3 separate regions of the Mus musculus genome follow, and all the other regions are linked to region 1. The links are chromatin loops, found by intact Hi-C in ENCODE. Cell type or tissue: heart. All regions are shown on one strand. Each heading gives the region's core, and the rest is flanking DNA. Links, peaks and the distances in the headings are about the cores only.

The links. Hi-C counts contacts between places; a loop is a spot of excess contacts. Peaks named below come from ENCODE experiments on the same cell type or tissue, not always from the same donor. Only the 100,000 strongest peaks of a DNase experiment are listed, where the experiment ranks them.
Region 2: it touches region 1 in a loop (3-fold over the local background); 3 of 42 quality-filtered maps call a loop at or near these places.
Region 3: a loop joins it to region 1, with 2.1 times the contacts of the local background. A loop is called at or near these places in 6 of 42 quality-filtered maps.

The regions. Positions count from the first base shown.
Region 1 is chr4:62,204,491-62,212,106 of GRCm38, reverse strand. Zfp37 (zinc finger protein 37) reads left to right here and starts at 3,561. Exons shown (of 4, transcript NM_001290351.1): 1 at 3,561-3,778; 2 at 6,999-7,083; 3 at 7,457-7,588. The coding sequence starts at 3,746. It overlaps Gm30451 (a long non-coding RNA gene), which reads right to left and starts at 3,183. Exons shown (of 2, transcript XR_390634.1): 1 at 3,142-3,183; 2 at 2,705-2,991. In heart, for the core only: a CTCF peak has its summit at 3,783; a DNase peak (open chromatin) is centred at 3,586; H3K4me3 peaks cover 2,368 bases; H3K27ac peaks cover 2,304 bases.
Region 2 is chr4:62,512,162-62,519,777 of GRCm38, reverse strand. It overlaps Alad (aminolevulinate, delta-, dehydratase), which reads left to right. Exons shown (of 12, transcript NM_008525.4): 2 at 5,518-5,704; 3 at 6,196-6,246; 4 at 6,811-6,907. The coding sequence starts at 5,592. Among named protein-coding and RNA genes, the nearest start is that of Alad, 4.1 kb to the left of the region's middle. In heart, for the core only: a CTCF peak has its summit at 3,477; DNase peaks (open chromatin) are centred at 2,477, 3,027, 3,497 and 4,127; H3K4me3 peaks cover 3,501 bases; H3K27ac peaks cover 3,255 bases.
Region 3 is chr4:62,281,998-62,289,613 of GRCm38, reverse strand. It overlaps Slc31a2 (solute carrier family 31, member 2), which reads right to left and starts at 3,185. Exons shown (of 4, transcript NM_025286.3): 1 at 3,040-3,185. The coding sequence starts at 3,045. In heart, for the core only: a CTCF peak has its summit at 3,288; DNase peaks (open chromatin) are centred at 2,483 and 3,083; H3K4me3 peaks cover 1,963 bases; H3K27ac peaks cover 1,608 bases.

The DNA of each region.
Region 1 (7,616 bases), core at 2,083-6,082:
CAACAGGTAATTTGAAACTGATTATCCACTATATAACCTATATTTAGTCTCATATGGGTTTGCCAGGAAAGACCATTGATACTAGGAAATAAAGAGGTAGATCAATTATTAATAGGAAATATATTAAAAGCTTCACATTTTCATAAAAGATATTATAAAAATAATAGATGCTTAAAGAAACAAATTTTATAATGTGGTGACAAGCCAAAGAAATTATTAAAAATTATCCTAACTCTTCCTTGTAAAATCAAGCTCTGTTACCTGCTAGAAGTAAAACTAAAGGTATCCAAAGAAATGAAATTTAGTAGGCAGATGTGTTTCAATTTGCAGAGTTTGGAAAATTAACATATGTACAGAATATAATTGATTTTGGATCCTATTCGGGATTTCAATGGGCTTCTGCCTTGAGTTCCGAAAAGGCTGATTTTGTAATCACATATTTATAAAAATAATGGCTATCCTGGGAATATCTTTATAAATTAAAATTGATAACACTCCATCATAGGTATCCATTAAAATGAAACAATTTTTTTTAAACATGTTAACAGGAAATACATTACAGGTGTGCCTTACAATCCTACGGGTAAAGCAACTGTGGAAAGGTCTAATTGCACTTTAAAGGAGATGCTCATAAGACCAAAGGGGATACGAGATCTTCCAGAGAAAGATTACATAATTCTTTACCATTAAATTTTTAAAATTGTTTTTAAGGTTCTCTCATTGTTGTCTCAGCTGTTGAAAAATACTGGATTTTATAAAGGATTGCTGATTTAAATCATCTGATATTAAGGATAGTTAAGGGTGTGTTAACCTCACAATGAAGTCAGGAAATGTGCTGCATTAGGGAAGAAGCTATGCCTTTATTTCCACGGGAGACAAAAAGCTGTGGATTCCTTCCAAGTTAATAAGGATTCTATTTGACCTGGGAGACCTGTATACAGGTACAAGTCTCAAAACATCGATCCCTGACCCTCTGACTCTCAGAGGGGTAAGTCAAGGAACCATGATGTTTCTGCAGTAGCCTATGAACCTTTTGTGACCACTTGGTCCTTGTGACCTACTACTACCTGCCATCCTTTCAGATGGCATGGATGGGGTTTATAGCACTCCATTACAGTTTAGTGATGCGGTTCAACCTGACTTACAGAGATGCCTTTCACCTGGTCAGGCATAGAACAGAGAATTATCATTAACTGATTTGTACACACCACACATTTCATACATGTGCTAATACAAACATGTCCCTACAATGTTACTTTTAATAGTTTGTGTGTTTTCAGACACCAATGTAAAAATATGAATTTTCTATGCCAGCCCTTGCTCTGAATAATGACTTTGTATTTATAAAAGCTTCAGGCATGATAGCTGGACAGATTCTGAACTATTCTAACCTGACAATGCTGGCCTGGCCTATTCCTTCATTTGTGTGCTGACTCATTCTCTCTCTCTCTCTCCCCCCCTCTCTCCTTCCCTCCCTCTCTCCCTCCCCCCCCCCCCCCCCAGCTCTGAAGTCCCACTTTTTGCTCTCTTGCCTGGCTATAGGCTCATCAGCTCTTTATTTAACCAATCAGGAGGTAATGGAAAACTGTTTTACAAAATACTGAGTCCTAAGTCCAGACTGCAACTAGATCTCTGGGCACAGAAATCAGCACTTGAACAAACCAATGAAGTCAAAGCAGCTGGCTGCAGGTGGTCTAGCCTCTCAGACTGCCTCAGTAAGGCATGCTCTTTCCTGGACAGCAAACGAAACAACCAACTCTCCCAGGACTTGGCCAACATCCCAATTTTCATCCAAAGATGCCATTGCCATCAGACAGCAAGAAACACAATGCCCTCATTCCCAAGAGGTGGGGTAGGTAGTTATTGGTATTTCGGTGGATTTAGGGTGCTGCCTACAGGTTGCTATTGGTAGTGGTCAGGGAAGAAACAAAGCAAAGTTTAGATTTGAGGATCTCTCTTCCCCTCACCCCTCGCTCCTCATTTATCATTTCTCTCCTGGAGGGGAGGGGGGAAGGCAGGGTGGGGGGGTTGCGGGGGGAGGAAGGTGAGAAAGGTTAAAGAAAGTGTTGGAGGTTGGTCTGGTGCTATGTATACAAACTCTAAGTTCCTTGCTTTTTTGCTTCTGCAGTTCTGTTTCTGGCTAACTGTTCTTGTTAGCTGAAATATGTCAACCCAGAACATGTTTTTTTGTACTTAAAAGCACATCCCGAGGAAGGCTCAGTGTTACACTGGGATCCCAAACACCCAGGGAAGTCACTGGCTAGCTTTTCTGTTGGCTTGAACCCATGTCTGAGCAGTCTTCTCTGGTGGATACCCCATTACCAGAGGCTCAAGAACTGGAGGTGAAACTAAGGGAGACAAGCAGACGGGGTGGGGGTGGGGGCGGGGGCGGGGGCGGCATGCAAAACAGGTTTGTTTGTTTTTAATTTGGGCTTTGGGCTTTAGCTCAGTACAGAGTAGTTAGTTGCCTAGTAAGCACAAGGCCCTAGGTTCTGTTTTCAGAAGGGGACTTCAGGAAAAACAGCAACAGCTTAAAATGTTAGTGCCTGTGAGAAGGCTCGGAGTGTAAATAGCAACCATTGTGGTAGGTAAGTCTGGAGAACGGAGTGAAGTCCCTGGATCCCCATAAAGAGAGAACTAACTCTTATATTTATACTCTGGCCCCCACAAATCAGTTCTGTTCTTTCTCCCGCTGTACATTGAATAAAGCTATAAAAACCCTTATTTTATTTTGCCCTTTTGAGACAAGTGCTTTGGATAGCTCACGCTAACCTCAAGTTCACTCTATATAACAAGGCTAGTCTTGAAAACACTGCCCCTGCTTCCTGCGTAATGGGATTGCAGGCAGTCTCCTCACTGGATCCATTTTCCAATAGGGGTGTTGAGTCAATCAATGAGAAACCACGCATTTGCAGTAATCTCACCATCTCTGCCCTACTGCGAATCCAAACTGAGGAGGGGGATGAAGGTTGTGTAGTCCTGTTCTTCATCCTGCACATGGATTGTACATATTTACATATCAAAAATTCTACATAAAAACTGTTGAGTAAACGCAATGAGCTTGTTAAGTAGTGCACTGAGAAGTCATTTTAACAGCTGTGCAGTTCTGAGGAAATGTCTTCACCAGTGCTGGGCTCTCACCAGGAGTGCCGTGTTCGCTGTCGGCCTCTTCCCTCCCCTCTCCATTATAACAGTAATCCAAAGAATTTTTGCTATGTCTTAGCGATAAATGTCTTCTCTCTGTAAGTCAACGTTACTAGTCTAGACCAGCTTTTCTGGTTTCTTTCTCTTTCTGGATTCCTCATCCTGCTTCCCGGGTTTCCCCGGCAACCGCAACTGGAAAACCCTTTGGAAAAGTAATTCCGAATTCTGTAACAGAACCCCCGAGGCGAGGCCTCCCCGCGCCTCCCGAATTTAGGTCTGGGGTGCGTGTCCCGCGCAGCAGCTCCTCTGAGCACTTCCTGCCTGGGACACGTCGCAGCTCCGGGAACCAGGACTCACGAATCGCCAGCCCTGCCGGCACAGTGATCCCAGAGGCGCCCGCGCCTCCGTTGTACGGCGGGGTCCATGCCAAGATGGCCGCGCCCACAAGCAATCTCCGCAGGTCTCCGCCATCGAAGCCCCCGGACCCTCTGAAGCGGTGCCCGGGGTGGCCGCCATATCGGCCTCTGACTCCATCGAGGACCTGACAAAGCCAGAGGCGCTGGATCGGAGGAGTGCGGACAAAGCCAGGCGTCCGGAGGAGATGGCTACATCCGAGCCTGCGGAAAGCGATGCGGTGAGGGCGGTAAGGGCTTGGGGTTGGTTTGGTTGTCGGTGATTGGAGGGTGACTGGAGTCCTAGTGGACGAGATTTGAGAATCTGTGGCGTTGTTGTTGAATAGTCTTTTGGGAAGGCCGGTGTTCTAAGGGACCAAGGTATTGGGGTATTATGGGCATATGGAGTATTAAGTGCCCGTGATATTGGGGGCATATGGAGTTGGGGATTGCTGTAACTTTCGGAAATCAGTATTTTGACGGATCTGTCTAGGTAAGTGATGCTTGGGAGCGGGGAGGCATCTGTAATAGTCACAGTGACTGAGTCTGGGTCTGGAAAGCTAGCAAGATCTGAAATGAGGGCTTTGTGATGTATTACAGACGGGAAGCCCTACAAGGATTAGAATTTGAACTGCTTGGGAGCTGGTGTTTTAGGTAACTGGGGATTACAGGCTGCACTGTGGGAGGGGCAGTATTGAGATTTGGAGAACTGGTTCATTTGGAATATGTGGGGATTAGAATTTGAGCCCTTGGGGTCAGTAATGGTGGCATTTCTGGAAGTCTAATAAGCAATGTCTTTAAGAGTCCTCGTTTTGTGTGCTATGACTGGCAGTGAGGGGGGAACCTGGAGGCTAATGAGCAGATGACAGTTGGTGGAATACAAGAAGTCTTATATTGAAGTGCCTATTTGGATGGCAGATTGTCATCTAGGGAGAAAGGGTATCAGTAGTCCTAACTGTCCCTTTAGTGATGGGGTTCTTGGTAGGAATTAATAATAATTATTATGATTCTGTGACTAGGACTCTGAGGCCAAGGCTTTGTGAGTTTTCAGGGTTTTATGATAGAAGGTTCTGTAAGGTCACTGGAGTTGAGTGGAGGTTAGTGACTGTTCTGTGAAGAATGGTAATTGGGAACTTCTATGTAGAGGAGGTTTAGGAAGGTTAGTGACTGAGGGATATTTGAGTGTCAATGGTTAGAAAATTGTAAAACAGAGTATAAGATGAACACCTATTTTATGCCAGAGAATTTTAAGTAGCAACATATAGGGCCAGTCTCTTTTTAAAAATAATTTATTTAATTTTATCGTATGTGCATTGGTGTGATGGTGTCGGATCCCTTGAAACTGGGGTTACAGACTGCCATGTGGGTGGGAATTGAACCCAGGTCCTCTGGAAGAGCAGCCAGTGCTCTTAACAACTGAGACATCTCTTCACCCAACTTCGCTCTCTCTCTCTCCTCTCTCTCTCTCCTCTCTTTCTCTCTCTCTCCCCTCCCCCTTCCCCACCTCCGAGTCTGCCTTTTAAATTTGAGAAACAGAAAAGAGACAATAAAATGTAAATATCCGTGTAAGTAAGATAATTCCAGGCAAAGGTAACTGCTATGAAGAAAGTAACAGAGGATGATGTGGTAGAGAGTAAAGCTTGGAAGTGTTTGTTTCTCAAGTTAATCTTTAAAGCAGGGGCTGGTTAAGAGCACTGACTGCTCTTCCAGAGGTCCTGAGTTCAATTCCCAGCAACCACATGGTAGCTCACAACTATCTGTAATGGGATCTGATGCCGTCTTCTGGTGTGTCTGAAGAGAGCAACAGTGTACTCATATACATAAAATAAATCAATCTTTAAACAAAACAAAACAAAACAGAAATGTAAATAAAATTTAAAAATAATCTTTAAAGAAATGGCAGTTGATTTGAACACAATGATAGGCTGTGGTTAATGCAGAGATCCAAAAATATTCAAAGAAGAATGTCAATTGCTAAAGCCTTAAGATAGACATTAGCTTCCTGTTATAGTAAAAGAAAAAAAATTGTGGCTGGAACACGCACAGAGGAAGTAGAAAAATAGGATATCAGTGGTAGAAGCTTCTAGATCATGTAAGATCATATTGGCTATGTTAGATGTATAAACCACTGGGGTTAAGCAAGGAAGTGATTTGATCTGATTGATACATCAAAAAGATCATCACTGGTTACTCTATGGAAGATGAACTACAGGTCAAGTAGGTGCCAGAGGTCAGAAGTTTACTGTAATGGTCAAAGACAAGAGATTATAGTGACAATTTGGAGTTATACTGGAAAAATTAAATCACATTGAGAGTACATCTGAATGTGAACATGGTGAATTAATATAGATAATGAGATTGAGATTAGCTTTTGGGCTTCAGGAAATGGAGTGTAGGATTTTTGTATATGCAAGTAGCTGGTTCTGATAGAACCCAGCCCCCCCCCCCCCCCCAGTAAAAATCTCTTTGGACCTTTGCTGGAGCTTTCCAACCCATTTCACATGTGTGCCCCAAACTTGTTTCTGAAGGAATTAGTGTGTTCTGTGTGACTCTACTGGGAAAGGATTTTTGGATGCCTGGGTTTGCTTTCACACAGACTTCATTCAATCCTGATTAATTGATTTGCTATGAGTCCTTAGCTGTAATGAAATATACCTGTGATTACAGTTACAACACAGAGCCTTGTCACTCTTCCTATTGAATCACTAAAGGTTACTGTATTAAAAGCTGGTGAGTCTGTAAACAGACTTGAGACAGTGAACGTAGTTAAGAATTGGTGGAAACAATTGTTTCTGTCTATCATTAGATCCTAAGGTACATGAGCCATGGAGAAAAATTAAACACAGCCTCTACTTGATATCACTGTAAGGTGCAGGATCCCTGGGAGATGGGTGGGTTTTATTTAAAGTAAATAGAGAGGCTAGAGATGGAGTTTGCTGACAGAGAGTAGGGTTTCTGGAATGTTAAAGAGTTCTATTGGTATCAGTGAGTTGGGATTAGTCAGATTAGATATTTGGGGACTTCTGGGAGTTAGAGATCAATGTGCCTTGTGGGACTCTGTGATTGAGGAACCTGTGGGTAAGTGCTGTGTTGGGAGTTGTTGTTGTTAAAATTACTCACATGATTAAAGAAAATTGTACTGACCTGGCTATTTCGAGCGCTGTGGCAGTGAGTGTTGGGGGTTATTAAGAGTTAGACTGGAAGTCTGTGAGGTGGAGATTAGTGACAGATCCAAGTCACACATTGCTGGTCTGTGAGGGTTGCTTTTACATGTTGAGAGGGCATGTTTAAATGTGTATTGTGGGCAATAGTGAATAGTTGAGGTGAGAAGAAACTCAGGAATGTGGAGATTTGAGAAGTGCCAGACTGAGAATATGATAGGAATATGTAGGCATATAATAGGAATCTAGAATATGATAGGAATCAGTAACATTCATAGATTTATCTGTGGCTTTTACTTAGAAGGAATGGGAGCAGCTGGAACCTGTGCAGAGAGATGTGTACAAGGATACGAAGCTAGAGAACTGCAGCAATCCAGCCTCCATGGGTAAGGATAGTTCCCCACCACCCAGAACATGTTCACTGCAATCCCTTCTTTCTCAAGTCCTTGATGTTTTCTTGTTTTGTTTAATTTTATTTTATTTTGGTAGTAGTGGTGGTGGTGGTGGTGGTGATTGTAGTGATAGTGATGGTGGTTGGTCAGGGAGTTTTAATCCCTTTTCAGTACCAGGAATGATGCTTGTGCCATTGCATCCAAAAGGGAAGGTTTACTCAGTTGAGGTACATGGGCATCCTTATTGTGAAATATTAGAAACCATATATGTTTATTAGCCTTGAAAGACCCTGAAGTACAGACATCATCAGGGCTTGATTTCTGAGATGTTTGGTCCAACACTCAGTGTCTCATTTCTTATGAGTAGGAAATCAAGATCCCAAACAAGACATAGTCTCCGTGTTGGAAGAAGAAGAGCCATCATCGGGAAAGGGGAAAAAAGCCAGCCCAAGTAGTCTGAAAAAAATAGCAAGGCCCAAGACAGCAGGAACAAGTGCAAGTAAGTTTTTCGTTTCTTGGCGGTAAGT
Region 2 (7,616 bases), core at 1,418-5,417, 310 kb before region 1:
GGCGCTGTGTTCCCGAAGCTCTGACGCTGTAGCGGAGACGCTGTCCCTATGCACCTACTAGAGTGGGCGGGATTCTTGCCGCTACAAGGTCTTGCTGCGTCCGGGATTCGGGACTCAAAGATGGGCTCCACCCGCCCCCTTTCTCGGAGGCCTCAGGGGTAGCCTCGGTTTCTGCAGAGCGCGATCTGTCTGGCAGGCTGGAGAAGTGGGGAAAACAATAAGGGTCGCTTGTGCTAGGTCTCTCCTGCTTCTGCTCATTCAGTCATACAACGATCCATTGAGATCCGCTTAAGACCCAGACCACATGAGAAGAAAAGCAGTCATGCAGCTTGAAACAAGAATTTGTCCCCATGCCTTTTAAATCCCAAAGTCACATACTAACCACCCTGCTACCAGCCGTGGCCAGGTCTAGGTTAAACCTTTCTTCCCCTACTCTCACCTGGAATCTCTGTCGCCTCTTCCATACTGGGACTATAACGTGTGAACTCTGTCCTTCTAATGCCAAAAGTCCTGGTGAGGACTGAGGGCTGCTAGACTCCAGAAGTTTGGACCATATTTATAGCTGACCTGCTGTATGAGACCTGCCCTTCTCGAGTTCAGTTTTACAGTTGTTTGATGTAAAAGCTCTCAGCCAGAATATTTTAGCAGTCTGTGGAAAGGCAACTCCTAGCTTGAAATGTCTAGACCCGGGCAGCAGGGGGGATTAAGCGCCCACACTAGATGAGGTCTAAGGTCTCTTCTTTAACCCCTCCTAACACCGTGGCAGGTGGCAGCTAGAGTGTGCAGGAAATGCAAATGAGCCACCGGGCAGTACCTTTTCAGAACTGCCCACAGATGCCTTTCCTGGGCCTCTTTGGGCTTCAGATTTCCCAGCTCTGAACCTTCTACCTAGCTGGCCCTCCTGACTTGTCTCCTCCCTAGCCAGGGCAGAGCCTGCTCGAGCTGGCACCACTTCACTACTATTTATGCCAAGAGCACAGCCTCCGGAATTCTTTGTGGGGTACAACCTGGGAGCCCAGGCTCTGAAGCTTTCTCTCAGCTGCTCCCAGTGGCAGTCTCACTCCCAGGTTGTGGGATGCTACCTCCTAAGGGAGGTGAGACCTTTACAGTCTTTCAGAAAAGCTACCCCGCAGTGTCTCTAAGAAACTACAGTGTTCCTTTTCCTTCTTGTCTAGTACGTGCTGCTGGAGGGCGGCTAGCCTCTCTCACCTCAGGCAGTGGCTGGAATGTATGTCCTTCCCTAGGTGTGGCGAAGGGTCAGACACAGTACAGCCTACTCATCCCAGCTCAGCACTAGCCATACATTTAGCGTTACTTGCCGCTGCTACCGTGGTGTTAGACATACCTCATCAGTAATCTGATCTTCACGCAGGCTTGATAATATCAGCACATTTTAAATCTTGAAAGAAAAAAAAAAAGTGGGGGAGGATCTGAAAGGCCTTGCCCGTCGTTATAGAATCGACTCTGGGATTGTTTGGCCCAGAAACAGTTGTTTCTGCAATACCTTGTACAGCTTGCTAGCAGAGTGAACCTGTTGTACAATGGGAGAGAAGGTAGCCTGGGCCCCTGTGGTCTTGTGTTCCTGTATTCCTAGGCCCCTGTGTTACTGTATGAGGCACAGGGTTTAAGCTCAAGTTTGCAAACCCCCTTAATTTGTGGAAAGTGCCCTGCCCATGTTTGGAAATCTTCCAGACTCTGAAGGACTTCTCTCAAAGAAAAACCCTGATCTAGAATTGGTTCTATAAAACAGAAGCAACTCTGGGCACCTTCCCACTCTATGGACGTTCATTAAGCATCTGCTATCACACGCTGTATAGTACAGGGCCTTGGGCTGGAAGTCTCAGGCTAGTCCCTACCTCTGCCTTACTCACTGTGTGAGTTCAGGTGGCCTTCCATCCCTTCATTTCTCCTATCAAACTGTGAGGGATTGAATAGAGCTTTTTTTCTTTTAAGTCGGCACCAACGTCTCTTTCAGTTTCATCTAGTGGCCAAAATAAAAACCTGCATCCGGGCAGGAGATATCTCAGTGATCAAGAACACATGTTGCTCTCACAGAGGACTTGGGTTTGGTTGACTCAACAGCCATAAGCAACACTAGTTCCGGGGACCACACAACCTCTTCTGAATTCTGTGGGCATTGCAAATATGTGATACATATGCATGCATGCAAGCAAAACACTCCTAGCCATAAAATAAGCCCTTAAAAGTTCAAAACAAAGCAAGCAAACAAAGCCTAAATCAAAGTTGGACTGTTCTGGCTGGGAATGTAACTCAGTGGTGGAGCGTAGGGGTCCAGGGGTTCCCCACCACAAGCAACCAGGAACTGCTGAGGTGCGCCTCTGCACACGCCTCTCCTCTCTTCCCCTCCTTCCCCTCCCAGCTACCCTGAAGTAAAATCTGGGCAGCGCAGCTCCTCCGTGGCCCTCCAAGTTTTACTTATGGGCAGATGGCCTATCAGCGTTGCTCCCTTAAGCTCTTAAAGGAGATGAGTGAACGCCAGGGAATGCAGGTGTGGACTCCAGAAGCCAGGGCCTGCTACAGAGATGATTCTGGGGCAGAATATGCACCTGGTTCCAAAACCTGACTCCAATCCAGAATGGCATTGAGCGAGTTCCATAACCTCTCTGAGCCTCTATTTCATAATTGCTAAGAGTTATGTTGATTTCGCAATGTAACTTCAATGAGATAAAGTACTGCCTTTGGCACCTTGCACCTAGGTAGAGGGAGACCAACTGGAGTCCAGCACAAATTCAGATTCGGGGCTTTATCATTAACCAGCTATGTCATTTTGAGCAAATAGTTGTACATCTCAGGGCAACCTCCTGGCAGATGTGAGAACCAAATTCTGCACAAAGAGTCTATATAGATAAACTCTCGAATGTGCTGAGTGTGTTACTTAGGAGCCAGAACATCTCTAAGGAGGCTTGGCCTCTCTTGTGTCCTGTGAAGAGGCTGGCCCACCCAGGGGTGTGGTGGCAGGGTTGGTCCTTGTGTGGTTCCTGATAACCTCAACCCCAGCAAGGAGGGAAAGGGGATAAGGTGGGCCCCTGAGCTGCTTGGGAGGGAGCTGAAGGAGCCTGAGAGAGTGGGAGCACAGCCAGGCACACTGAAGGATCCCCTGGGTTCTGGGCTTGTTTTCACTGGTAATTTGCTGTAGGACTTTGGTGAGTAGTGCCCCCTCTTGATGTCCCCTTTGTTGGAGGAGCAGAGATTCAAGCCTTCCAGCCTCTACTGTCTGTGGCTTTCTCTCTCTTTCTTCCTTTCCTTTCCTTTCCTTTCCTTTCCTTTCCTTTCCTTTCCTTTCCTTTCCTTTCCTTTCCTTTCCTTTCCTTTCCTTTCCTTTCTTTTCCTACTTGGCTGCTTAGTAGCCAAAAGGAAATGTCTAAAATGGAGCTGGCTGTCCAACTCTGAGTCCCACCACCCTCTTCCTGCCTTGTCCCTGTCTCTGCTGCCCCCTGGGTCAGAGCATCCGCCCTAAGGGACAGCCTCTTGGCTGCCTCCAGATGGCCCTTCCTCCTCCGCCTCCTGGCCTCCCATGGCTCCTGTGCTCCTCTGCTTCCTGTCTGCTCTCCTCAGCCACAGAGTTCTCTCAAAGCCAGGCTCTGGCCAGACCAGTGCCCTATTTGCTGCTCAGAACTCATCCCTGTCAAAAACCCTCCACCCCTTCTGTATGACCCCTGCTACATCCTCAAGACTTCAGACCAGTCTGCAGTCATCCTCATTCACTTTCGTAAAGGAACACTCTCTTTATCCTTGCCAGATTCACGCATCTTGCAGAACAGAGCCCAAGCCCTGTCTTCTACAAACTCTTCTGCCCTCCTCTCTGGGCCCATAGATCATGTAGGCTTGGGCTGCCAGGTTCTGCAGTACACTTATCAGCCCTGCCTCCAGGGACTGGCCTATGACTTCCAGAAGGCACCTATGAGGGTATATTGGTGGGCTGGCATACAGTAGGTGCTCCTGAAATAATGTGACACCCGGGTTTCCTTCAGTCTTCTATCACTGACTTGGCATGCAGTTATTGTCTCGTTCTCAGCAGGATGAAATATCTGCCCTATGCTAGAGTCAGTGTGTGGGGAGGGCTGGTGTGGGAGGTGGACATGAAGTCAGCACAGTCCCTGCCTCCTGCAGAAGCTCTGTCAGCTAGCCACAAGATAAGCCAGTGCCACAAGGAGCTGTTATATAAGAGAGATTATGAAGTGGGCAAGAAGGAAGCTGTGGCGGTGGGAAAGGGAGAAGTTGGTGGCATGCTTACTTGAGGGAAGGCTGCACAGTGTAGGGAAAGGTGATAGCATGGCATCACAAAACAAGTGCTTGCCTAACGTGTGTAAAAGTCTGGGGTTCCGATCTCATCGTCATCCCTGCACTTGGGAGGTAGGCACAGGACAATCGGGAGTCCATGGTCATCCTTAGCTACATTCAGGAAATTCAGAGCCAGCCCTGTCTCAAAAGAAAACCAACAAAATGGGGGAAGGAGGGGAGACAAGAAAGTACAGTGTAGGGCACTGATTGGCCAGCACAGAAGGCTCCTTGGTCGCAGGAGCTCTAAGAAGCCACCGACCGGGACGGTGCATGTGCCTGTCCGCGTCAGTCATACATACAGTGCTTGGTACACAATGAGCCTACTGCCTCAGCCCACACAGCAGGGTCTTAGCAGTACTTGGCACTAACAGCAAAATTCCAGGGCATCTTAGTTTCTGCTTATCTAAAATTCTTGTCAAGCAAGTTTGAGGCCAGCCTGAATTACATAGTAAAACCCTGTCTCAAAAATCAAAGCAAAGCACTCAGGCTGGGGCTGTAACTCAGTAGTTGAATGCTTGCCTGACATGTCCATGGCATCACAAAAAAAAAAAAAAATTGTAACCTCTGAATCCGCCATAATTGTAGGCGTTTTTCATGGAGTATTTGAAGTTTAAACGCTGCGGTGATCAGTGCTTCTCACAGTGAACACAGGAAGAATCGACTCGGTTTTTCTTTTATTCCTAATTTTCTGATTCTTTGCTAGGACACAATTTACAGTTATTAGAAAACTAGTGGGGGGGGGGGGGGCTGGTGATATGGCTCAGTGGGTAAGAGCACCCGACTGCTCTTCCGAAGGTCTGGAGTTCAAATCCCAGCATCCACATGGTGGCTCACAACCATCTGTAACAAGATCTGACTCCCTCAAAAAAAAAAAAAAAGATCTGACTCCCTCTTCTGGAGTGTCTGAAGACAGCTACAGTGTATTTACATATAATAAATAAATAAATCTTAAAAAAAAAAAAAAGAAAACTAGTGGGGTTTGTTTGTTTGTTTGTTTTTAACTAGCAGTCCTGTGAACCATGGCCCAAATACTATTATGACATTGAAATTGCTTTGAAGGTTCTACAGGTATCCCTGCCTTACCTTGCCCTGGAGAGGGAGCAATTGATAAAACCACAGCATGAGGAGCAGAGGCTGTAGAGGGCGGGAGGCGGGACCGTGGGAGCCAGCCGGCACCCCAGGCACATGTCTTTTGTTTCCTGGTGCCCCCTACAGAGCTGAGGCTGCAGCAGACACCCAGGAGCCGCCACTCCATCCAGCAGACTTCTCTGTGTTCCACTGCCCCGACCATGCACCACCAGTCTGTTCTGCACAGCGGCTACTTTCACCCACTGCTTCGGAGCTGGCAGACTGCTGCCTCCACCGTCAGTGCCTCCAACCTCATCTATCCCATCTTTGTCACGTGAGTCCCCCAAATGGGCCAGACCCTGGATCTGCCCAGGGTAGGAGCACGTGTGTGACTGGAACAGGCAATGGGATTGTTGGGAGGAGGGGGGCCTTAAAGTGGGCTGTGGGCTGGAACAGAAGGTTTTGTGAGTGGCCTGTGAGGTTAAGGACAGTAGTCTTTGGAACCGTACAAGCCCTGAAATGAAGATGGCATGTCTTGGCCAAAGTCACTTAAGTCAGAATGTATCTAAGCTGGGACACAAGGACCCTGTGACTTGAGAGTCCAAGTCCTCCCAGTGATTACTGTTCTTATTGCAGTTCTCACTGCCACATTGTTGTTCCTGTTGTTATTTCAGGCCCTGGGCTTGCCCAGGCACGGGAGCCACACACAGGATCCTATGCACTCCCTCCATCTCTACTTCCATGTCTCTTCTCATCCTTCCCAGGCACTGTTGCCACCACCCCTTCCCACAGCCATCAATCCATAGCCCTCCCTTGCTCTTACAGGGATGTTCCTGATGATGTCCAGCCTATCGCCAGCCTCCCAGGAGTGGCCAGGTAGGAGGTGTGGTGACTGTCAAGGGGATGGTAAGAGAAGAGATTTCACGGGTGAAAGTACCAGGAAATAGAAGCACGCCCAGCAGGTAGCAGATTTGGAAAGGCACTGTGGAAAGAAGGATTTCATGGGAGACTAAGCTGTTAGCCAGTACAGAAGACGACCTCGTAAAGTGACAAGCGTTCTATCATCGGGGACATTTGTGGCAGAGGCTGCTGCAGGCAGAATCTGGGCTTGAGTGGGACTTGAGTAAAAGCCATGGAGTAGTCTGCCACAGCTAACTCTGTAGCACTCTGTTTATGACCCTGTTTGCCCACTCCTGTGGTGGGTATGTTACTGCTTATCCCTGGTCTGTGGGTCTTGCACTCTGGGTTCCTGCACAGCTTGGCTCTTCACTGAGCGTTTTGCTGAGGAGCTCTCACATGCTAGCCAGCCTGTTCCCACAGAGCCGTAGCCCCAGCCTACAGCCAGGCTTTTAGCAGAAGCATTGTTTGAAGGGGTGGAGGCCTGCGCAGGGCACCTGTTACCTTAGCACTTTACATTTCCTTACCCCGTCCCTCCCCCAGGTATGGCGTAAACCAGCTAGAAGAGATGCTGAGACCTCTGGTGGAAGCTGGCCTGCGCTGTGTCCTGATCTTTGGCGTCCCCAGCAGAGTTCCCAAGGTGAGAAATGGAAGAGTTGAGAGGGGAAGATGAGGACTGGGCACACTCTCAGTTTGTAAAGTGCGTGCTGCTCCAGCTTGAGGGCCTGAGTTCAGTCCTAAGACCCGTGATGAAAGCTGAGCAGAACGTGCAGAATGTGATCCGGTGCTGAGAAGGCAGAAACCTGGGTCCCTGGGGTTTGCTGGACAGCTGGTCTGCCTGAATTGGGGAGTTCGAGGTTCAGTGAGAACCTGTGGCATGGTGGTACACATCTGTAACCCCAGCATGGGACTGCATGGGGGGCAGCCATGTCTCTCTGAGTTCAAAGCCAGCATGGTCTATATAGCTAGTTCTACGCCAGCCAGAGCTACACAGTGAGACCTTGTCTCCAAAGCAAAGAAATTCAAGGTGAAAAATGATTAAGGAAGACACCCAGCTTTGACCTATGGTCTCTATGCATACATGCACCAGTGCACGCTCTCACACAGACACACATACACGTGAACACATGTATACACATATAAGAAGGAAGACAGAGTGTGGAAGGGCTGAAGTGTCATACTCTGTGTGTCCTTGCTCTGCCCTGTGCAGGCTCTGGGGCCACAGTTATATTGCTGCCTTGCCTGCCTTTGGCCCAAGATCAGGAAGCTCATAAGTAGGACTGGGACACCGTAACGGGATGAGTCAAGTCCCAGTCCAGCTCCAGGCTTCTGTTGTCCCCTCTACAGAC
Region 3 (7,616 bases), core at 1,418-5,417, 78 kb before region 1:
ACAAAACAACAAAACACAGGTGTGCACAGGCCTGGTTCTACATACACAGAGCGAATTACAGGTGAGCCACTGAGTGTGGAGACTGCCAACAAGCTCCACGCTGCCCAAGCAGCTTAGTGAAGGACATCACGTTCCCTTAAGACCCCAGGGCTTTACTAAAAATACATGTGCCTGGGCCTACTTAGACCTGTCAATCAGAACCCAGGAGAAGAGCCAAATGGTCTTGCGATGACCCATTTGAGGAAAGGGTTCCGATGCTCACTGTGCGTGGTACAGTTTGAACAGAGGAGCAAAGCCAAGTGGACAGAACACAGATTCTGAATCTGTACATCCCGTCTCTGCCTTCCTCTTCTCATAGGAAGAGCCACACAGCAAGCTCCTGTTGGAGCTCAGCCTCCCCACCTGTAAAATGGAGACTGACCCCCAGGAAGACGTTCCCTTGGTCTGGCTTTACTTTCTCAGATCCCTGTGAACTTGATGCAGAGAGGCTCCCATTGTGAGCTTCACTCCGACACTGAGGCACAATGACAAACAAGAGAAGACAAAAAACAAAACAAAAAACAAAACAAAACAAAAAACAAACAACAACCCCTCCCCCCCCCAAAAAAAAACTATGTCTCTACTTGTGAGTAGAGAGGGATGTCTCAACTGTGTGTGTTCTATTCCCCATGTTTAGGCTTGACCCCTGTGGAACTGGAATGTTGGGATGGCTGTTGTACTTGGCACATAGGCCTTTTAGTTCTGACTTGCATCAGCAACACTGCTGTGCCTACACTAGAGCTAACCCCCCTGAAGACCCTAGATCTGCAGAGATCTGATTGAATAGCACCACCGCACAGCCCTCTGTCTTCCGAGGCCCTGCACAGGCTTGCACCATGTTTAGTTCCCATCCCACCTTCGCTATTGCCAGGTACTTAACTGAGCTTTTGTTTGTAGGCCCATGCACTTAGAGTCCTACAACTTTCCAGCTGACATTCTTAGCTTCAAATGGTAGCATGCGCCATAAGCACTCTGGGTATTTCTGGGGCAGGTGTCTGTAGGGGCATGCCTAGAGAAGCGGTCTGAATCACCCCATCCCCTGTCTACTAGGTACAGGTAGGTACTGGCCCTGTAAATTACGTAAGAGCCTCTATCTGGAGATACGAGTAGTCACTTCAGAATCATGATGACTAGTGAGTGAGTACTTTATCTTCCTAATATGAAAGCAGCACTTGGCAGATATAAATAGCTAAAATAGTACCAAATAGGAAAATAATTTTGAGTTCCACCATCCTGAGGCTCCTCGTTAGAATTCCACATGAATAGTTAATGGCCTGGGGAAAATGCTCACAAAAGAACAATATTGTGAAGCAAACAGGCATAACTCCATGTATACCACAGGTGCCTTCATAGGCCTGCAGGAGAGACCTCCCGCACCATCTCTGCCAGGTGGAGGTTGTGCTCAGCACGCCTTCACCCAGTCTGGCTGGTAAAGCAGTTGGCATGCATGAATGGAATGTCTTTGGTAGCTCATCTGGTCAACTGGGAGTTTCCACAACTCATTTTATTCTATCATTCTTTGGACCCAGGCCAACTACCTCAGAAGAAACAAAACAAAACAAAACAAAAACAAAAAAGCCAACACCCTTTGCATCTACAGGAAAACCTAGACACCTCTCTCAAGCAATCTCTCCTTTTCTTATGCTAGAAATGTGCAGGCTGAGACCAAGGAGAGAAGGCTGGGGGCATCTGAACCACTTAGCAAGGGAGATGGAAACAGGAGGGGACAGGAGGGGACAGAAGCAGGGAGGAGCAGGGAGGCCCAGTGATGTCCTGGAGACAATGCCACCTGTGGGAGGAGAGGCAGCTGCCTGGGAGAGTTGGGAAGCAGGAACAGGAGGCAGCTGTCAGGACAGACTGCAGGGTGTCCTCACTCATAAGGAATGATTCATTCCACTTCCTACCGAGTTCAAAACTCCTGTTCCCCCTGCCCTTCCTCACTTCTGTATTTTGGCTAAAGAAAAGGATTTGAAATCAGCACACCCAGACTTAGGAAAAGGGACCGCAGCTTTCAGTTGGCAGGTTCTGCGGTGAGGTATGCAAGGGCAGAACCCTATCGAGTTCCCACTGGAGATAAATCTGCCTCTATGGCAGTTTATCGAGGCTTTATGCAGGGCGGCACCTCACAGAGGAGGGACCGTAGCCAAGAAAAGAACCATTCTCAAGACTTGATTTTTTTTTTGTTTTTTGTTTTCCTTTTATTTGTGGTTAAATTTAAAGAAAAGTGCCTTCGTTTTTAACCAGACACCAGAAAAGGATGGAGGCCTGTGTGGTGCTGCTGACTGCCTGGAGACCTTTGTTAAGGGTTTCCCATCCATTTCCTGTACTAATGGATCTGCAGGAGGTGGGACGCCTCTCCACCAAACAGCCTGGCTAGACTTCCTGTCGTACATTCAGACACCTTTGTGACATGAAGAAACAGAGGATTTCCTCAGAGAGCAGAGTCTTGCAAGCTGTCATTCTCTGTCTAAGAGGAACCTCACCAGGAAAACACGTCTGTTGAAAGCCCTACTTTCGGATTCATAGGAAAGATTGGGAGGTGGGGGAGTAACTGGGTCCATGTTAAAGAAACAGTTCCAGGAACCTGCCCAGGACAGGCCGAGCCGGGGGTGGGGGTGGGGGTGGGGGTGGGCGGGGGGAGTGTACTCAGGGGCTGAACCCTGCGGGACCACCCTTGGAGGAAACCTTTCCGGAATGCCCTAAATCTGGTTAGAGCCCGGGAAGGGACCGCGGACAGCTGTCCTTGCTCTCCAACCCACCTGCAGCGTCCCAGCTGGGGCTGGCCTGGCTGTAGTGACTGACTCCTACCTAACAGAGAGGGACAAACTTCCAGAGCCACAGCTAGCTTTTCCTGCCGCGCTCCCCAGCCCTACTCCTGCTGTGACAGCGGCGATGACACATTCCCCCCCACCCCACCCCGGGGTCGAGAGCTGCGAGGATCTCCAGGGTACCGCCCAGCCCGTCCACCTTCGTCCCCTCCGCTGCACAGCGCAGACTCACCGGCATGGTGAGCACACTAGACGGCCGCCCGGGTCGCGTCTGTCCGCTCGCTGCTCGGGACTCAGCCCGGGACTCTACTCAGGACTCTACTTGGGACTCGACTAGGATTGCGGCTGCTACCGCGCCCTGGCCACGCGAGTCACGTGGCCCGGTGAGGTGGCGCGCGGGCGCCTGGGAGTTGTGGTCCTCACTCGCGCGCCACCTCACGGCCCAGGCCACGCCAACCGCGGGGGACCCACGCGCACAACCCCTGAGTTGTGCGACATCTCCGAAATCCCCAGCGGCCCAGGCAACCTGTAATTGACCTTGCCTTGGCAATTAGCATGAAAATGTTTATTACTTTTTGATCAGATATCTCGTTAAGCTTAACACATGTTGAGTGCAAAATTAAAAGGTTCATCCCAGGAACACAAAAACAACAAATTAGGAGTGCATTAAATCAACTACGCCCTAGACGCTCCCTGTCGCCACTTTATCTTCTACAATCTGATGAGCACACAGCAGTGCACAGTTGTAATTTTCTTTCTGTGTACATTCTCACAATGATTACGTTTCTATATTGCACAAGGTTTTCATCTTCCTTGTAGGTAATTTAAAAAATCTTAGTTTATTTGGGCTACATTAACAAACTATAATAGACTGCGGGCTTATAAACCATGGACATTTGTTTCTCACAGTCCCGAAGTCCAAGGTCGGGGCTCAGATTCCATTACACCCCAGGGCTGCTTTCGGCTTACGGACTGCTTTTTTCTCATTCTCCCTCACACGCACTAGGCTGTATTTGTTTTCTTACTAGGTTGATAAACTTTTTCTCTCGTTAGTATTTCCATTGCTTTTTTTTTTTTTTTTTTTTTTTTTTTTTTTTTTTTTGGTGTGTGTGTGTGTGTATTGTCTTTTCATCTCACTGATTTAATTTTATCAGGAATATATATCAAACTTTTAACATTAATTCTTTCCCTAACATCAAGAATCTTTCATATACGTTCTTAAACACACTTGGCAATCCTTTGCCAACCAATCTGCCCATATGTTCCCCTCAAAGAACTCTGACCAAGGGTTAGCTGAGACACTGAGACTGGAGTCGGACATCTCAGCTCAAATCCTGAGTTCTGGAGTATTAGCCATGAGGCCTCAGATAAACAGCTTTATACATCTAAGGCTCAGCTTCCTGATCAGATTTAAAAATAAATATATACTAGAGTCTATGTCACATAGGTGTTGAAAGACTTAGATGAAAACACAGGTTGAATTCTCAGCATTAAACCTGGCAGTGGAGCCTTGTGTGATAAATGGAAGCCATTGTCATGATTAACAGCAAATATTTCCACCCTGTGAGAGAGCCACCTGCAAAAGGTTAAGCTCAGGGTCACACAGAGTTTGGCCAAAGCTAAGGGGAGTTGTACAGCCTCAGAGAAAACATATCTGCAGGACTCACAGGAGGGTAAAAATCTATCTAACCTCAGTGGCTAATGGGCTAGGCCTTTTGAAGCCTCTGGAACCCAAAAGCAATGGAGGGAGTTGGAAATTTGGGGCTACTTTTTATTGCTTTATGCCTCCCACAGTAGCAGCCATGAGTAGGCTCTTGTGCCAATGCATGCCCCTTCCCCCTTATTACCCATGGAAAGATTAGCAACTTAGCCTCATTCATTCGAAGGTTTTCGTTGGCTTTGCCCCAATCTGATGACCTTCACACTTAGTTCTAGCTTCCTTGTGGATATTATGGTTACAGCTTTTAATCCTGTATTCAAGAGCAGCTGGTTACTCATAATCCACCAAAGACTGACTGCCCTTTCCCTGGCTCCCAGGAAAAGGAACTGGACTCAGATACAGAATTCTAGACCTTAACATTACACCAGAGCTATCCACACTGGGGTCTGTGTCAGGATTCTTTCTTTCTGGATTCTTTTTAGACAGCCTGTGGACTCACTTCACTCCCCTATCTCCACAGCATAGATCTGGATCCTGAGACAAAATCTAGGCAGGAAAGGCGGCGGCATCCCGGAGAGAAGCATAGGGCCCTATTAACTGAGCACCGAGGTTACTCAGCTAGTAGTGGGGCAAATCCGACTAGCCATTATGTATTAATCTATCCTGCTCCTTAAAAAGCATTTCAGGCAGCCTAGAGATGGTCCAGGAATTAAAAAAAGGATGAAATCTGTGAGGTAAAGAGTCTCAAAGATCAAAGAAGGGACGCAACGGAGTTACTCAGAACTCCGACCATGGGACACGAGAATTGGCAGCTATGATGGCGCTGGGGTGGGCACAGAGCTAGGATGGGGACCAGACTGGCGTGAGCATTGGGCTAGGGTGGAGGACTATGACAGTGAGGGCTCTCAGCAGCAGCAGGGAGCATACATGGAAAGTCATCTGGGGTCGATCCACCGAGCACCTTCCAAGCAGAGACTTTGCCCTTTCTACAGGCTTGGAGCACTGATTAGCTCCTTCCTAAGCTCCAGGTTCCTCTCTCTACGTGGGCTTTGCCACTGTTGGGACACTGATGTCTTTCCTTGCTCCTGAGCCCTCCTTTGCTCCTGAACATGACTCTGCTCACTTGGGTGGCTAAGCCCTGTGGGGAGCTCCTCGGGATTCCTATTTCATAAGTTCCAGTTCTCGAGGAGCCAGAGACTCCCTGATGTCCCTTTCCCCTGCCACGGAATGTCCCATGTTTTGTCTTCCAGGCATCTGCGCTCCTAGCTTTGAGAGAGTTGGCGGTGGCCATGGCAGTATCTGCAGGGAAACAGATTCACTGATGGGACTCTACTGTGGCAAGGCCTATGGAGACCCCTTCCCACTTGACAGGGATCTGTGACAATATTGGTGGTTTCTATGTTTATTACCTAATAACGTGCTACAAGCTCTCTCTGCTTCTGCTATGCTCTTTATACTCACAGCAATACTTAGTTTCACTTTGTTGTCATGGGCAAGGCCTGTATCATGCAGGCTGGAAGCCCTGGGGATGATCCCATGCTTTTCTGAAAACCCTCCTCTCCTCTCTCTCCCTCTATCGATCCTTCAGATGTGACCATCAGTCCTGGGTATTTGGGGGACACATAATTATGTCCCTAGAGAAACAGCTACAGTCACACTGAGTAAGTCTGTGGCAGTTGTGGAGAGCAATCCTGCTTGCATAACTATTCTGAGGAAACTATGTTTGGCCAACAGAGACTTAAATGTGGAAGCTGTGTCAGATTGATAGAGACTTAAAACGATGGTTTTCGGAAGGATGGTTTCAAAAGTCGGCAGGTGCCTATCAGGAAAGATTCCTTGGTACAATGAACATGTCTCTGTCTGCAACTTACAAAGTATTATGACAGAGGGTTCCTATTTGACGAGTGGACGTATGCCCACACATGGTTAATGTGTCTTTCATCTTGCACAGCCATATAACTTCATTTGCTGCCAGCTGAGCATGTGCTCATGTTCACAGGACATGCCTGGCTGGACATTTACTTTTGGTTTGTTGAAATTGTGCTTTGTAGTACAAAATAGGATTGGGGGTGATTAACCCAGTGGGAAAGAGAAGGAGGAAGGGAAACTACTGGGGACTTTTACAATAATCCCGATGTTACGACTTCTTGAAATGAAATAACCAATGATGGCAGTGCTCGGGCGAGCAGGATTGTGGTTGTAAAAATAAAGATGGCTCCAGCTATTTGGGGCCACCTGCTTAAATGCCACTGTATTCACTTTCACTGACACCACACATCGGTCCTCAGGTTCCAGAACCCTTCCAGCACTGGTCCCCGGCAGAGAATCTTGGACGCACCCAAGTGCCTCTGTTCCTGGGAGCCCAGACTGGCTCTGAAACCTGCTGAGGTGAGGGAGGGCAGGGGCCAGTCAGCTTCTCTCTGGATGTCTTCGTTTCCTCTGATTGCTAGAACAAATTTCCTGACGAGTTAAAGCAACACGCACTTCCCCTCTTGGGGTTGTGCTGGTTTGAAGACCGAGGATAGGTTTATTGGGGGTGAAGTCAACCCATCAGCAGGCTCCAAGCACTACCCTCAGAGGCTCCAAGGAGAGAGTCTGGCTCCTCGTCCCTACCCCTCCCTAACGTGTTCTAAAGCTACATTCCAAGCACTTGAGGATCAACAGCTTCCCCACCCCCACCAACTATGCGACATCTTCATCTTCCCCACAACCTTGTGTTGCAGAACTCCTTCCCCAGAGAGCTAGAAACAAGCAGACACCCCCTTGTTTCAGGGCACCAGTAACAGTCTACGAAAGTCCAACTTAGGGAGCCAGCAAGCCTACTGGGCTTTCCTTCAGGGTGTGGGTGAGGAGATACAGTAGTTCAGGTGACCCCGAAGCAGCTACAAAGCCACATTCCAGCTTGGCTGCAGCAATGGAATTATCCCTTCAGTTAGCCTTACACAGTTTGTATACTATAGCCCTTCCAGGGTCATTAAGTCACATGCAATTAGGACAAAATAATAGACAGCCGACTGGAAGGTAGGTATAGGAGGGAGTGTGGCCAGAATTGTAGACACAGGTCCAGTGACCCTCTCTACTCCTTCTGTTCTTTTTGAGTGAACCTCAACATTCAACAGAGCCAACCCTGAAGGTCTATTGAATGAAAC